2 separate regions of the Mus musculus genome follow, and region 1 is linked to region 2. Evidence: chromatin loops called from intact Hi-C (ENCODE). Cell type or tissue: heart. All regions are shown on one strand.

What was found. Hi-C counts contacts between places; a loop is a spot of excess contacts. Peaks named below come from ENCODE experiments on the same cell type or tissue, not always from the same donor. Only the 100,000 strongest peaks of a DNase experiment are listed, where the experiment ranks them.
Region 1: it touches region 2 in a loop (3-fold over the local background); 1 of 42 quality-filtered maps calls a loop at or near these places.

The regions. Positions count from the first base shown.
Region 1 is chr7:118,814,873-118,819,872 of GRCm38, reverse strand. The region is part of intron 26 of Vps35l (VPS35 endosomal protein sorting factor like); the gene reads right to left. Among named protein-coding and RNA genes, the nearest start is that of Gm26147, 15 kb to the left of the region's middle. In heart, no CTCF peak of the experiment used is centred here; no DNase peak of the experiment used is centred here.
Region 2 is chr7:118,992,851-118,997,850 of GRCm38, reverse strand. Gprc5b (G protein-coupled receptor, family C, group 5, member B) reads left to right here and starts at 2,640. Exons shown (of 4, transcript NM_022420.2): 1 at 2,640-2,811. In heart, CTCF peaks have their summits at 2,460 and 2,659; DNase peaks (open chromatin) are centred at 1,540, 2,610 and 3,600; H3K4me3 peaks cover 2,811 bases; H3K27ac peaks cover 1,676 bases; H3K27me3 peaks cover 1,428 bases.

The DNA.
Region 1 (5,000 bases), 180 kb after region 2:
TACTGTGACAGTCTCCAAAAAAACCAAACCAAACAAAACCCAAACAACAACAGCCACCCAGGCCTGGGGAAATGAAACCTTAGATAAAGTGCTGGTTTATGAGGTCTAAAGACCTGAGGTCATCTCTCTAGCCCCGGTGCAAAGCCCAGCAGGATAGCCCAGCCAGTGCTTCTATGGTAGTTGGCAAAAGACCCTGCTTCAAAACAAGAATGTCAGCTGGGCATGGTGGCGCACACCTTTAATCCCAGCACTCGGGAGGCAGAGGCAGGCGGATTTCTGAGTTCGAGGCCAGCCTGGTCTACAGAGTGAGTTCCAGGACAGCCAGGGCTATACAGAGAAACCCTGTCTTGAAAAAAAAAAATGTCCTTTGACCTCATATGCACACCACACACCATGATATGTATGCATTTGCACCGCACATACACCATATAAACACACATATGGAGGGTTTTTCACAAGTGTATCAAACAGGCAGTCTATGATGACAGGCATTTAGTACCACATGCGTTTCGGATTTGGAAGGAAAGTATGTGTTGTTATGAGGGGACTGCTCTTAATAGCAGTGCTTTCGAGCCTCCATGAAAGACGAAGCCACGTAGCAGATGTCATGTGCAAACCACAAGCTTCCTTCTCACCTATAAAACGAAGACAACCTATGCAACCTAGTAATGCAGAGAGAACAACATGAGCTGTTTGCTGGGAGTCTGGCACTCTCTACAGTAAGGACTCGGCCTATCTTCTAAATTCCATCTTCCCACCCCTTCGAAGGGACTATCCTGCTTCTGGCCTCCAGGCCTTTTCTGTGTCAGGCGTTCAGTCTCTAGGATGGCCTCCAGGACACGGTGAGCACCCGGCCCTCTCAGGTTCCCAGTGCATCTGTTTTGTGAAGCTTTTTGGCTCTTCTCAGACAACTCATTCCCTTCTGCTCCAAGAGTCCTCGGGTACACAGTGAAAGACATTTTTTTACAAACTGCCCTATGAACTAACAGTCAACAGACTGGCTCTCCCTCACTACAGCAGGGGCTCTATGCGCATCTTCATTTCTGGTGCAATGTTTTGCATATGAAAAATGAGCAAGAAAGGCCAGCAAGAGGATGGAGGCCATGGCTGGAGTGGAGACTCACTTGTGCCTCTCTGAGGTTCCATCAGTAACTTTATTCCCTAGTCCCCACACTCCCTGTGGCTTCATAACATTGCCCACCTGGGAACTGCTCCAGCTCTGACCAGAGTCCTCAGGGTTGGGGACACAGTCACATCCACTGCAATCAAGGCTTTCCTCACAAGAGTTACAACTGCGGCACTCCACACCGATGCTGAAAGCCCAGCGAGTGACAGACAAGAAGCAGTTTTCTCCTTCAAAAGTGGCTTCTCACCTTCTAGAGAGGGGAATGCAGAAACCCACCTACTGTGTGTCCAGCTGCCGCCTGTCCCTGAGCAAAGAAGCCACCAGCTCCCAGCAGTAGCCCTGCCGTGGGGTCTGCTCTACGCTTCTTCAGGTTCCTCCTGCTGACCTGCACAGCAGCTCCAACCAATATGCCCTCAGGCTGAAGCATATGCTAGGCCCCACTGCGCTTTATTTCACTATAAATGAAAAACTAAGTCCCTTACAGAAGGCTTGGGTGGGGCTGTCTGCCTCACAGAGGCCACTGGTCACGATTTATGCTCTCGCTCTGAGAGGTCTGCTACCATTGGTCTTTACTGTCCTTTCTCAATGGGGCTTATTCTGCCGCCCAGGCTAGCCTGAACCAGGATTCCCTCAGGCCTCAGCTTGTGAAGTCCTGGGGTCACAGGTTCGGGCTATCGTGCCTGGCTCTTCTACCACTGTCTTGCAATCTGGGGCTAGAGATGCAGTTAGGTTGGTAGAGTGATCCAGGCATACCCAAATCCCGGAGCTCAATCCTTAGCACCTCATGGATTGGGTGTGGCAGCCTATGCCTACAGTCTCAGCACTGGGCAGGCAGGAGGGTCAGACGTTCAAGGTCATCCTCAGCTACCAAGTGAGTAAGAGGCCAGCCCGCGATTCTATAAAAAAGAACCATCCACTCCTGTTTCCATGCAGTTCCCACTCATCTGTGAAGCACCTTCAGGACACGGGTGAGGTGGACACTGTGCCAGAAGCCCTGCTACCACAGCACACTGAGAGTAAGGCCTTGTGGCTTGGCGATCTGCAGGCAGGGCAGCAAGGACCTACTTGCTAGTTAGTAACAAAGGTTGGGAAGCAATAAGAGAGGGTGAGGATCAGAGACAGGCTGAGGACTGAGCTGGCCTTGCTTTGTCGTCTTCAGAGATCAGAGGGCGGGAACTGAAGACGGCTTACCAGAGACATAGCATATGAACTAAGCTCTGGCACTGACATTCTTTAAAAGTACACTGAAAAAAGTGAAAGTTATAAGAAGGGAATGAGGGCTGGAGAGATGGCTCATCGGTCAAGAGCGCTGACTGCTCTTCTGAAGGTCGTGAGTTCAAAGCCCAGCAACCACATAGTGGCTCACAACCATCTGTAATGAGATCTGATGCCCTCTTCTGGGGTATTTGAAGACAGCTACAGTGTACTTACATATAATAACTAAATAAATCTTAAAAAAAAAAAAAAAGAAGGGAATGAGAGCAGGTGGGGTGAGAGAAAGCAGAATACACCGTGTTCATGCATCAGATTGTCAAACAACAAATTTAACTAACAGAAACCCCCTTCTGTGGAGCAGGCCTCAAATCTACCCACAGCAGCCATAGCTGCACCCATAGCCAGTCAGTACTGCAGCATGCGCAGTGCAGTGGAAAGTAAGACCATTGAGGTCTTTTCTCCTACAGCAGCCTACATAGATCCTTCTAGCACTATGGAAGCTAGTCAGCAGAGAGGAAGGCTCCAGGTCAGTTTGAGATCAGTTTCTCTGTATCCACAGCCAGTGAGGTGTCTCCAGCAACAGCCTTACCATGAAGTTACATGGGCAGCGGGAGCACTGGTGAGCCTGTGTGGCTTTAGAGACCTCTGGGGCCTCCCTGAACAGTCTCTCCTAGGGAGTGTCCCATGCCTTGCACTGTGAGGTCCGTTAAGTGACACAAATTTGGGAGCAGTGCTGCTATCCACTCCCACAAGAAAATTTTATTGAAATTTTTTTAACATTGTATTTTGAACTTAGTTTACGGACTAGTGGGTTTTGGTTAGGCCACCCACTCTCTCTCTTCCATTACATCAAAACCACATTGCAAGGCCTCAGTGAATATGGATATGAGAGTCTCTCTGTAGTAGGTAGGCTCTATATCCCAAGAGCTAAACTGCTGGGTCATTTGGCAGGTCTAGCTCCTTGAGAACCCTCCAGACTGATTTCCCAGGAACTGCACTAGTTGACAGGCTTGCCAACACTGGGTAAGTGCACTGCCATGTCCACGCTTCTAGCAACTGTGGTCAAAGTCCATGGCTGGGAGGTCACAGGCCCCAAGGTATAGCCTACTACTGTTATTTCCTAAGCCATCACACTGTACTGTGAGCACTGCCTCGGACACTCTGAATTCATGTACAACTGCCCTGTTGTGTCTGGGAAACACTTCCCTGGATCCTCCGTCCCCTCTGACTTACACTATTTCTTACACCCTGTCCCTCTCTTCCACAAGGATCTCTGAGCCTCGGGAGGAGGGAATGCAATACAGAAGGTCAACAGCACTCGGTGGATGGCCACAATCCATGAGTATATGGGCAGCACAAACTAAACTTGATAGGTTTAATAAAACAACGAGAAACGAGAGGGCATAAAGTTAGCTGGCACAAGGGTGGATCTGTGAGGTGTTGGCTGAGGGTTATTGCTATCATCAAAATACACTGTAATAAAGTCTCCCATAAATATCAAGATTCATAAAGAAGGAAAAAACAGAGGATAGTAGGCTGAACATATAAAAAATTAAAAAAAAAAAAAAAGACTGTATGGGGAGGATTACTGAGAAATGCTGTCTTCCAGATAGAACATGACAGGTTTGCCATGCTCCAGTGGGTGTCCTCAAAGCTATCCACACACGGGCAGCACTAACTGGACCCAGGCTATTACAAACAAAGACATGAAGTTGGAAGAGGAACATGCCGTGGGGGGCATGGAGGGGCTGAAGGGGAAGGAAATAGAGGGCTGATATGATTGTTTCATTGTATACTTATATGAACTCCTCAAGAATAAAGGACAATTTAAAAGTAAAAATAAAACTACAAGAAGGGCAGAGAGCTCTGAGAAGAGGAGAGACACTGTCACTAGCGATGACAACAAGCTGGCTCTGCTCACAGCCCTGGGCCTCACTGGCTTTCTCGATCTGTCGCACTGAGTTGCGCATTCTCTGATCTCAAGCCCAATTCAGCCATCTTGAAATGAACACCTGCTTTCCCGCAGAGCCAAGGTTTTGCCTGTGAGAAATCAACCCAAAAGGTTGGGTGTGAAGGCATATGCTTATAATTCCAGCACATTACTGGCTGAGGCAGGAGGATAATGAGTTTGAAGCCAGCCAGGGCAAGAGTACATCGCAAGATCATTGAGATAGAGTGGCCTGACACAGAGACGGAGCCAGTCAAGGGAGGAACAGGGGAGACAAAGTGGGGAGGAGGAGAAAAGAGACAAACACCTAGAGAGGGTTGGGCCATCAAAACTCCCAAAGCCTTGTGCTGTCAGTGCTTCAGCTACACTCAGTGCCACGTTACCCCGTGGTTGTAGAGACTGCTAAGATTCCAACTCTGCAGCTACCCTGTGCCAGCAGCCCAGAGCTCCCAGCTCTCGGGATACGACTTCCTTTCCTCTCTGCTTCAATGGAACCCTGCCATCAGCTCTGCTTTGGACATGGATACACACAAAAAGGCCAACCTGTCCAAGGTCATCTATTTCCCAAAGTGGCAGAACCAGAGGCACACTCACAGTATCCTGCAGACTTGAAAGCCACCATCCGTCAGGGTCTCAGCACACTCTGCTGGTGGCCAAACACACCTGTAATCAACCCTACTTCTCCACACCTTTGCTCTGACTATTCACTCC
Region 2 (5,000 bases):
GAAGCAGATGGAACAGGCTGGAAGCAGGGTGAGGCTATAAACTTCCAGATCTGCCCCCTAGTGACATTGTCCCCCATCAGGCTCCATAACCTCCTCCAACCACCACCACCTCCAAAGGAGCATGCCCATGAGTCTATTGAGGATGTTCTCATTCATCACAAAAGGCGATGAAAAGATCTCTCGGGCAGCTGCCCCACCCCCACCTTCTAGACACTTTTCCGTGGAGTGTTTCCAGACATATCACTTGCAAGGGAGTGAGATATAACCAACCAGATTTGAGTCCTGCCTCTGCCCCAACCACCCCCTTAGACTTCTAGAAACACACACACACACACACACACACACCTGCTTTCCAAGCCTTTGTTTGTCACACTCGGGATACAGACAATTCCATAAATGCCATGAATAAAGTCAGGGATGGATAGCCGTGAGCAGCACACCCATCTGGGAGATAATCCCCTTGTTTGCAGAGGAAAGAGCATGCTCAAAGGCCCGGCACAAGATAGCCATTCTTACATGGGAATTTAATTATCCTTTTGTTCAACAAATACTTGGAGAGACATGCCCTCCTCATGGGCAGGAGATGGGATGAACATGGGACAAGGACAAATGTGACCCATGGATCCCCCAAACCCTGAGACAAGTCTAACTGGCCTCTATGTAACTAAGGATGACTTTAAATTTCAGACCCTCCTGCTTCTGTCTCCTGGGAGCTGAGATTAGAGCTGTACGCTGTCACACATGGTTTATGAAGAGTTGGGGATCAAACCCATTGCTTTCTTGCACGACTAGGCAAGGACTCTGCTATCAAGATATAGCTCCCAACCCCCAAGGCATGTTTTTGAACATAAGATGCACTGTGCATTTATAACCGCTAGCAACAACATTTAGTTGCACAATGGTAGTAGTCTATGGGAAAGTGCTCAAGGGTTGAATAGAACCAATTGGATGGTACTGAGTTCCAGTCTGGTGGGAGACACCAATGGACAACGTCCCACAGACTGTGTGTCACTGGAAAGCCCCCAGCCCTTATCATTTTTGAGGTGACAAGTTGAACCAGGGAAAATACTTGGTTTGGGAGTTTATTTGTTTGGTCAGCCTGACCTAGGTTGAGCGTGTGAGCACATGAGTTAGTGACTCGCTAGAGAGATGTCACCCTTGGGAGATCCCAGTGTCCCCAGAGCAGTTCTTTCCAAGCCTGCACACCCAGCCATCTCTCTAGGGACTTGAAACTTCTCTGTGATGCTCTGACTCTGTAAATGGCAGTAGTTAGACCTCTGGGACATGGAGCCAGGTGTTTCTCACCCAACACTGAACGGAACTTTCAAAGGCCAGATGCCTGTGCGGAGAACTTTACAATGTATTCCAGGTGTACACCAGTGGTCACATATTAAAACAGTCTGGGTTACACAGTTGAGGTCCTGAAGACCAGGAAGGCAAACGTTTAAAAGCTGTCGGTGTCAATTCCACAAACTACCACCAGGGGACAGTGCACATCCACGTTCCAGTTCTTCGGTCTGACCAGTACTAGCTTGGGAAGACCTTGTCCTGCAAAACATTTAACAAACGCCTACTGTGTACCAAGCCCTGTTTCTGGCGCCGGGACAATGTCGCTAACATGGGGAAGGGCTGTGTCATAGGAGCACGTCCCTTACATGTGTCCTTAAAATATACATATGTGTGTGTGTGTGTGTGTGTGTGTGTGTGTGTGTGTGTGTGTGTGTGTATTCACAGAGACGCATAGCCAAGCTCTATGTGGCCTGACCCTGGAGAAAACTAACTTGAAGAAAGAGAGAAAAGGACTTTCAGGGACTAAGAAAAGGTAAGGAACAACCCGAGACTGACAGCTCGCTGCAGGGGATGCCGAAGCGCAGTCTCCCTAAGCCTAGCCTAGATGATGCTGACCTCAGACAGCCAGGTGAGCGATGTCCCAGACTCCTCCAGCATGTATGTCCGATGCCTGCCCTGTGGTCACTGGAGGTATCTGTGCCCTGAGCGTCAGTGCAGCGCACAGCCAGAATCTGGTCTCTCTAGGTATGTGTGCCCAAGAGAGTGGCGGGTGTGTGCCTATGTGAATGATGTGTAAGAGATGGTGGTGATCTTGTACACGGACCATCGTGAGGAGGTCACCTCGGTGATGGTCACGTTTGGGATAGCCAAAGATATCGGTGCTGGGTTCAGTGTGCTTAAAGAGGAAAGGACGGGCTGGAGCAGGGTGGAAGAGGGCAGGGAATGTGCTCATCGGGGACCTTCCTAAGTGCATCACAGCGAGGCTTTGGTGACTTTAGAACGCATGCAGTAGAACCTTGTCCAAGACCTGCTGCCGGTGTGTGAGGGGAGTGCCCCTCTAGGATCCTCGTAGGAATATTGCGTCCTATGTGGCTGAGGATGTTTCTACAGATCAATCTGAGCAACTGTGCGTCTGGACTCTTAATAGGGAGGAGGAGATGTCCTCGAATTTGGGGCACCAGGAGTTTTGGGTGAGAAAGCCGTCTTAGCGCTCCGAGCAAGCCAGGAAGGCGCCTGGGGATGCGAGCAAGCTGTGGCTCTGGTCCTGGTGGTGAGCAGAGCTGCAGACCCGGCAGGGGCGGGGCTTGCTGGGGCGGGGCCTAACGGAGAGGCGGGGCCGCGGCTGCTGCAGCGCGGGCCGGGCCAGGGGGCGCCTCGCGCGGCCGCAGCTCGGAAGGGCGATGCAGTGAGGCGGGCTCGGCTGGCGGGCGTGCGCGGAGCGGGGGCCGCGGGCGCGCTGCAGAGATGTGACTTGGGCCCAGGGCCAGCAGGAGCGTCGGCGCTGCGGGGACGCGAGGGTCGGTGAGTACCAGCCAGCGCGGGCACGGGGAGGGCGCCGTAGGGACCCCAGAAACTTTTCCCGCCGTGATTTTGGAAAGATCCGGAGCGGATCCTGGCTCGTGCTTTTTCTGTTCTCCCTTCTCCCCCTCCTCCTCCTCCTTGGGGTACATCTGCAGAAGCCGTGGGGTTCGAGTGAGGGGTGCCACAGTGCGGCGGGAGAGGAGCCGCATTGGACCGACCGAGGGCAGTGGTTTGGGGACCTTTATCTGGTGGGGGAATCCACGAACTAAGGCTCTGACTATGGTCCGGGGTGAGGACAGACTACAAGCGTCTGGGAATAAAGGGGAATCTGGCCCTGTGCTAGTGACCCCTGTGAGGGACGTCGCCTGCAGGTTCCAGGGGGCCTGGCGGTTGGTGGGGTGCGAGGACAGCCAGGGTGCTGGTCCTGAACTAAGCACTACATGGCCTGAGGCAGGGGCCGGCCTTTGGAGACCTGAAATCTCACCTGCCGCAGGGTCTGGGGAACCCAGCTTGCAGCCCGCAGTGGCCACGCACTCTTGGAAAAAGGCGCGAGAGGGTGGGCACCACAGGGAGGGAATCTGAAGCTGGGGGACAAATAGTGGGCTGGCAATCTAGGGGCGGCTGCTTATGGTGAAGCGGAAGAATTTCTATCCCAGGCGAGGGCACTTGGGCCTCTGAGGAAAGCAGCCAGGCTAGGGGTAAGGACTACCCAGTGCAACGTCCCCTCTTCCTAGGGGACTGGGGCTCGAAGCCCCAAAGGACCCCACACATTTCATGGACCTGGTGGGAGAGATGAGCACAGATGAGGATCCAGCACCCCTCCTTGGCCGGCGGTAGCTGATTAAACAGTTTTGGATCGGCCCACCGACCTTGCTCCAGAGGACGCCCCCAGATCAGAGTGTTCATCCCCCTGTTCTAGCTCGGCCTAGCCAGTTACCCCCTTCTTCTTCTGTTCGCCAAGGGGGCGGCTCTTTGGAAGAGGGACAAAGGCCCCGGGAGTGTGGCGGGCACCATCGTCCCTGCCTGGGGCCCCCAAGCACACGCGCCGCATCGGCCGCCGGACTGCGCCGGGGTGGGGGCACCTGAGCAGCGTCCAGAAAGCTCCGGGGGTCCCCACAAAGACAAGAGGATGCAGAAGAGGCTAAGCACACCCCGTAGACAAAGCACTTGAGAACGTTATTTCCTAAGTTTCTTTGGTGGGCACTCAGAGCTTTGGGAATAACCGCACTTGGAGTTAAACTGCATGCAAATTACATGTAAATAGAATGCAAATTGGCATCTGTTGGTTGGAAACCCTCCTCTGGGCTAGTTTTCTATCTGGGCTGTGAACACTGTTTCCCTGATCCTCTCGCTTCTAAGTCTAAAAAGGGTCAGCTGGGTCGCAAGAGGGGAAGATGGGATGGGAAGGAGTTAAAGTTTGGGGCCCAGGCAGCCAAGAAGAGGGCTTTCTTTATAAAGATAGACTCTAATGTTTACTGGGTTGTTGGTTGGTTGGTTTTTAACACATGTGGTGAACACATATCCGAGTGCTAAAGGAAATATCTTGTGTAAAATGAAAAGGTCCAGACTGGAGGGGGGGCCATGGAAGTGCGCAGAGAAGTAGAGGAAGAAACTCTCTAAGTGAGCAAATACCTACTACACCTGCTGGGACAGGGCTGCCTGGAAAATAAAGTGACCAGGACTTGTGGGGAATGGCATTTAAGAGTGGACCCAGCAAGAGGGGTCCTCCACTGAGAGAGCGACTTGAGGGGGGTGGGGGGGGGGAGGGCATCCAGGCTGGAGAAGGTTGGAGATGGGAATAGACTTGGTGAAAGGGACACAAAGGTCATTGTAGCCAGAGTGTGTGGGCGGATTTAGAGCTAGAGAGGAGGCAGGAGGCTCTGGACAGATCTGGTCTTTGGAGTCACGGAAAGATATTTAGAATTTATTCCGTCGGGACCCCTGAACTCTTGGAAGGTTCTGGAGCTCACCAGGGTGTGATTGTAAAAGCTTCGTTGACCTCTACAAGGAGACAGAGACAGCAGCTCCCTTCTCTCTGCTTGCAGGGATGCTGTGGCGCAGGGAATCTGGGCTATGGAGTCAGTCTTGGGCACTGCTTTAAGCCTCAGAGTGCCAGGCGAGCTAGTTGAAGGAGTGGCTTGGATTTTTAAAGATCCGCCTCCCGCTTCTAGACATTTCTTATCTACCCC